Regions from separate parts of the Homo sapiens genome. Here region 2 is linked to region 1. The links are chromatin contacts, found by Hi-C or POLR2A ChIA-PET in ENCODE. All regions are on one chromosome and are shown on one strand. Each heading gives the region's core, a stretch centred on a gene start or an enhancer-like site at or near the end of the contact. The rest is flanking DNA. Distances are from core to core; before and after follow the strand shown.

Region 1 (2,716 bases), core at 125-2,624:
CAACTTGACATACTTGATATTTATAGAACACTCCACCCAACAACAGCAGAATACACATTCTTTTCAAGTACACTCACAACATGTACTAAGATAGGCCAAGTCTTAATAAATTTAGAAGGATTTAAGTTATACCAACTATACTCTAAGTATATTCTCTGACCATAATAGAACTGAAATAGAAATCCAAGAGTAGACTCACTCATGTATGGTCAGTTGGTTTTTGACAAAAATGTCAAGGTAATTTAATGGGGAAAGTAATGTTTCAATGAATCATTCTGGAAATTTTTGTTAACTATATGAAAAAGAAAAAGAAGAAGGAGGAGGAGGAGGAGGGAAGAAATTCAACCCTTACTTCACACCATTTACAAAAATGTAAGAGCTAAAACCATAAAACATATAGAAATCACAAAAATCCCAGGGGGAAATATTAGATGTCTTGTGTTTAGCAAAGATTTCTTACATGTGACACACAAGAAAACATAAATTTTGAAAGACAATAACGGCAAAGGTAAGTACCTGAAACCTCTGTTAGTCTTCTCACGGTTGATGATCTCTCTGAATCATCATGGCCAGCTTGCTTCCAGTGGTGCCAGGTCACACTTGATTAATGACACGCCAGTGCTACTCATTCCTCTCCCAGGGTCTACACGAAACCCTCCTTGCTTTTCCTACATTTTCCTGTGAGGGTCCTCATTGCTGTGCTTTAATTTACTTCATTTTCAGTATAAAGTATGTGAGATATACAGAAAGCTTAAAGAATACTCATGAGCCCACCACCTAGCTTAATATCTCATTTTTTAAAACTATTTTTAAAATTATTTTTTTTTTTAATTATTATGGGTGTATATATTTATGAGGAAGAGATATCTGCATTCCCATGTTTTTTGTAGCACTATTCACAATAGCCAAGATATGGGATCAACCTAAGTATCCATAAATGGATGAATGGATAAAGAAAACGTGCTATGTATGTACAATGGAGTATTACTGAGCCATAAAAAAGAATGAAATTCTGTCATTTGCAACAACATGTGTGGAACTAGAGGACATTATGTCAAGTGGAATAAGCCAGGCACATAAAATTATCTTCTACGCAGCTATTTTTTTGCCGTCAATAATTTTTTGCTTCTCAAGGACAGGGAGCATAGCTTCAGTCTTACTCTCAACTCTAGCACAATGCCCAATAGACAGTGGGTATTAAGTAAATGCTTGAAGAGAGAGAAAGAGAGAGAGACAGAGAGGTTGCAAGCACTCAGCTACCCTCTGGATTAACAATTGCCTCTCTTTGTGAGGACTTAAAAGGACGGAACAAGTGAGGCATGAGACGCACTTGCAGGACTCTGAGAGTGACAGTCTCCCTTAGCACTTCCCTTGCCTTGAGAGGAGGGCTGTGTGTGGTTGAGATAAAGCTCCAGGTAAAGAGGTAAAGTTCTTAACTCTGTGCTCTGAGCTCTACTTCCCCTTTGTTGCCTCTCTTATGTGGTTTCAGTTTAGACTCTACTTTTAATAACACATACACTCACACCAGCCTCCCTGTCTCTTCCAGCAATCCTCCCTGCACCCATCCACTGCCACTCAGCCGCCATTACTCAGATGCCCCACTGTGGCTGCTGCCTTGAGCCAAGCTGTGGTCGAGGCCACCTCCCCAGCATGCTGTTCTGCCAGAGCTCACTTTCTTGTCTTCCTGGTGCATTGGCTACCTGGTTCTTCCTAGAAACTGTCCTGCTTTTTTGTTTTCCCCCCAGCATTGCAAGTTGTACTCAGGGCCCCTATGATTCATGTCCAAACCCTGCCTTCCATCTTCTGGGGGGAGTACTCAAAGTAGAGAATGTGCAATCAGATTGGGCTGAGCTGGCCTTGTCCCTTTTGTGGAGATGATGACATGGAGGATTGGGTGGGTTTGGGAAAGATGTACGAGGTGGGAATGTGCTGAGACAAGCTAAATGCCACTGTGGTTAGAAGTCTCTGTTTTCTAGCAATTGTGAAGCAGTGGGACTGCCCCTCTTTCTAGAAGTCAAAACAAACCTTAGAAAACCAGTGCAAATGAGCCTTTCTGCCCCGTATTTCTCAAGACCCACTGCTTTGCTTGTAACCAAAGTCCTCTACAGAGAGATACCAGTTCCTAGCCCGGGCTCTGGTCACTCTCCTGACCAGACAGAGGAAGGACAAATTCCTTTCCCTTATCAAAGCCAAGGATCTGACTTAGGATAACAGAATCTTGGGTTGGGAGGGCTCCCTCAAGAAACATGTCATCCATTCCCCTGCCTTCAGCTGAGTTTTCATTTACTCCTCTGTGAAGACACCCTTGGCTGTCTGCCCTCCCCAGAAGCAGCCCCTACTTACTCACACTTTTTTGGTGATTGGCAACTCCATGAACATGTCACAGACTGGAAGAATACCTTTCTGAGATATGATCTAGACGTCACTGCTTTAGTGCAAGACTAGTTTCTCTTGTCTTGTTCCTCATGGAGAAGGGAATAGAAAAGATGGGGGCTGGAAGGGCATCAGAGGAAGGAATAGAAACGGAAACCAAGACAACTGAGTCCAAGGCTGAAGGCACTCTGTTCTACCTAAACTCTTGCCATTCAAAATGCGGCCCATGGGACAGGTGCATGAGCCTAACCTGGGAGCTCAGTAGAAATGCAGAATCTCGGGCCCCACTGCAGACCCACTGAATCAGATTCTGCATTTTTGTCAAGATCACCAAGTGATTCAT
Region 2 (2,716 bases), core at 162-2,661, 150 kb after region 1:
TGCTATGGTTGCAGCTTTCAGTGGAGATGGAAATCAGTTACTCATCAGTGTCCTTCTTGAGAGTACCCATTGCCTATAATGCTGTCCTAAAGGCAGAGAGGGGATTTGAGAATCATACATAGCTAAGGTGTCTCCCCTGACCTACCTCCCCAGCCAGGTTATGCCCCCTTTATCCTGTGTGTTCCCAGAACCACATTAGCTGACCTTTTTGAAGGGGCAGTAGTATGGTATAGTCATGGCTAGGGGCTCTGAATAGGGAAGACATAAAATGTATTATCCAATCCAGGATGCTTTTGCAAGTGGGGAAAATGGCTACTGTTAATGAGGTATGCCAACAGGCATAAACCAGAATTTTCCCAGGCAAAGTGGGACACCCATCACCCTAGCTCTGGGTTTGAATCAAGTCTCTACGATTGGTTCTTTGGCAGATCCTGAGCAGTGTAGTTTGTGTCTTGAGCTCAGGTTTTTCTTTTCCTTTTGAGATGGGGTCTCACTCTGTCACCCAGGCTGTAGTACAGTGATGTGATCACAGCTCACTGCAGCCTCAACCTCCCTGGGCTCAGGTGATCCTCCCACCTCAGCCTCCTAAGTAGCTGGAACTATGGGCCCACATCACCACACTGGGCTAATTTTTTTGTATTTTCTAGAGACGAGGTTTTGCCATGCTGCTCAGGTTGGTCTCAAACTCCTGGGCTCAAGCAATCCTCCTGCCTCAGCCTCCCAAAGTGCTGGGATGAAGGTGGGAGCACCTGCTCCACCATTGAGCTCAGGTTGCTTATTAGTATAACATACCAAGGTAAAATTTCTACCCCCTAGGACAGAGGATCTCAGCCTTTGAAGTACGTGAGAGTTTATCAAAAAGCAAGATGCTCAACTCCACTCCTGGAAACTGGTCCAATGGGTCAGGGGGTGACCTAGGAGTCTGCATTTGGACAATCACCTCAAGGGATTCTGGGAGGGGATCTGCAGGTCAACATTTCAGAAACATTGCCTTTGGGTCACAGTAAAGACCATGAAAATAACTTGAGGGGACACCTGGAAGAGCGCGGACCACATTTCTGGAGTAGAGAGGTGCAATGTCTTGCCCATATTCACCCGAATCTAGCAGTAGAGCTGATCCCAGCCCAGGTGTGACAATTTGCAGATATGCGGATGACGGACAGCTCCCAGGTCCAGGCCAGGCACTGCAGAACGTTCTATTCCTGCTGCTCACCTTCCCCCGCCCGCCCGCAAGCTCCACCTGGAGGACCTGGGTGGGGTGGAGCACAGGTTTGCTGAGAAATCTGGCTGAGAGATCTGACCGTTAAATGGGTTTCATCCTGAAATGACTTTGAGTGAAAACTGAAAGTAAAACTTGAAACCACCCACTTCCCGCTGCTTCCTTCCCTCGAGCGCTGAGTGCAGCTAAGCCACTCCTGTCTTGTAGGGCTTGCTCCTGCCTCGCCCTTCCCAGACCAAGCCCTGAACCCCACTGACGGTCGTGCCTGAGCCCCACCCTTGGCACCACCTCAAGGACTCTGTTCCTCCCCTCCCACTGCCCAGGCGGAAGTCAAAACCGTGCGTACTGCAGAGGAGGCACATCCTTCGAGAACAGCGAACACCCCAGCCTTCTTATCAACCCTGACTCCTATTCATATCCTCACCCTATTTATTAAATAAGAACCAGTTCTTTCATTTAAAAAATGGATCAAAGACGGCTGGGCGCAGCGTCTCACATCTGTAATCTCAGCACTTTGGGAGGCCAAGGCGGGAGGATCACCTGAGGTCAGGAGTTCGAGACCAGCCTGGCCAACGTGGTGAAACCCCGTCTCTACTAAAAATACAAAAAATTAGTCAGGCGTGGTGGCAGGCACCTGTAATCCCAGCTATTCGGGAGGCTGAGGCAGGAGAATTGCTTGAACTGGCAGGTGGAGGTTGCAGTGAACCGAGATAGCGCCATTGCACTCCAGCCCGGGTGACAGAGCAAGACTCCATCTCAAATAATAATAATAAAATAAAATAAATAAAAAGTTATCAAAGACATGTGTAATGACCACAGCCTCCGAGCTGCATATTAAGCATAATGCAATACTGAGTGGGCATCATTTAAGTCAAAAACACAAAATCATAACATTTAAAATACACATTTTACTGTGAAAGCAAGGTACATGCTCACAGCAAAAACTCAAACAGCACAGAAATGGAAGACATAGTTTCAAGAATCTCATCCTCCAAAAGCCGCCTCTTTTAATAGTTCAGCATTTTTTAAAATCCTATATTGTAGTGAGTCTGTGCAGCAGAATTCCTATTGAATGCACACTGTTACCTGAAGCTCTGAGAGGTTAAGTTAACTTGCCCAACATCACTAGGCTAGGACGTGGTAGTGCCACTTGGTGATATCGTGAGACAGAGAGAAAAACAAAAAAACAAAAAAAACGACCTGCTACTAGGGAAAGAGACAGGTGGGATACAACACACTGAGAAGTGGGGGCATTGCCCAGTCTGTTCACACTTGCCTAGGAGACAGGAATGACCTCGGCAGATGCACACATTAGCCAGGAGCCCAGCCTAATGCGTGGAATTAAATATTGAAAGCTGAAATGCAGTTTAGGGATCATGGAGTGGCACCTCTTAATTTTATAGAAAGGAAAACTGAGACCCAGAAAACCAGTGCCAAATAGGCCAGTGATCTTCAAACACTTCCCAAGAAATATGCCAGCCCGGGCAGCTTCAAGGC

Evidence for each region. A loop is a pair of places that touch in the nucleus more often than their neighbours do. ChIA-PET counts read pairs that join two places held with the same protein, here RNA polymerase II (POLR2A). Pooled maps may share reads with other maps.
Region 2: a pooled map shows a loop between it and region 1 (2.2-fold over the local background). The contact joins two enhancer-like sites. A Hi-C loop is called at or near these places in 1 of 168 maps with a recorded cell type or tissue (CD4-positive, alpha-beta memory T cell) and 10 of 50 pooled maps. POLR2A ChIA-PET finds 5 or more read pairs at or near these places in 2 of 52 experiments (HCT116 and activated naive CD4-positive, alpha-beta T cell).

The regions. Positions count from the first base shown.
Region 1 is chr12:3,987,202-3,989,917 of GRCh38, forward strand. No RefSeq gene overlaps it. Among named protein-coding and RNA genes, the nearest start is that of LINC03141, 23 kb to the right of the region's middle. Within about 2 kb of position 1,375, at least 2 of the 41 ENCODE cell types and tissues checked have a DNase peak (open chromatin) inside an H3K27ac peak, as active enhancers do.
Region 2 is chr12:4,141,685-4,144,400 of GRCh38, forward strand. No RefSeq gene overlaps it. Among named protein-coding and RNA genes, the nearest start is that of CCND2, 130 kb to the right of the region's middle. Within about 2 kb of position 1,412, at least 19 of the 41 ENCODE cell types and tissues checked have a DNase peak (open chromatin) inside an H3K27ac peak, as active enhancers do.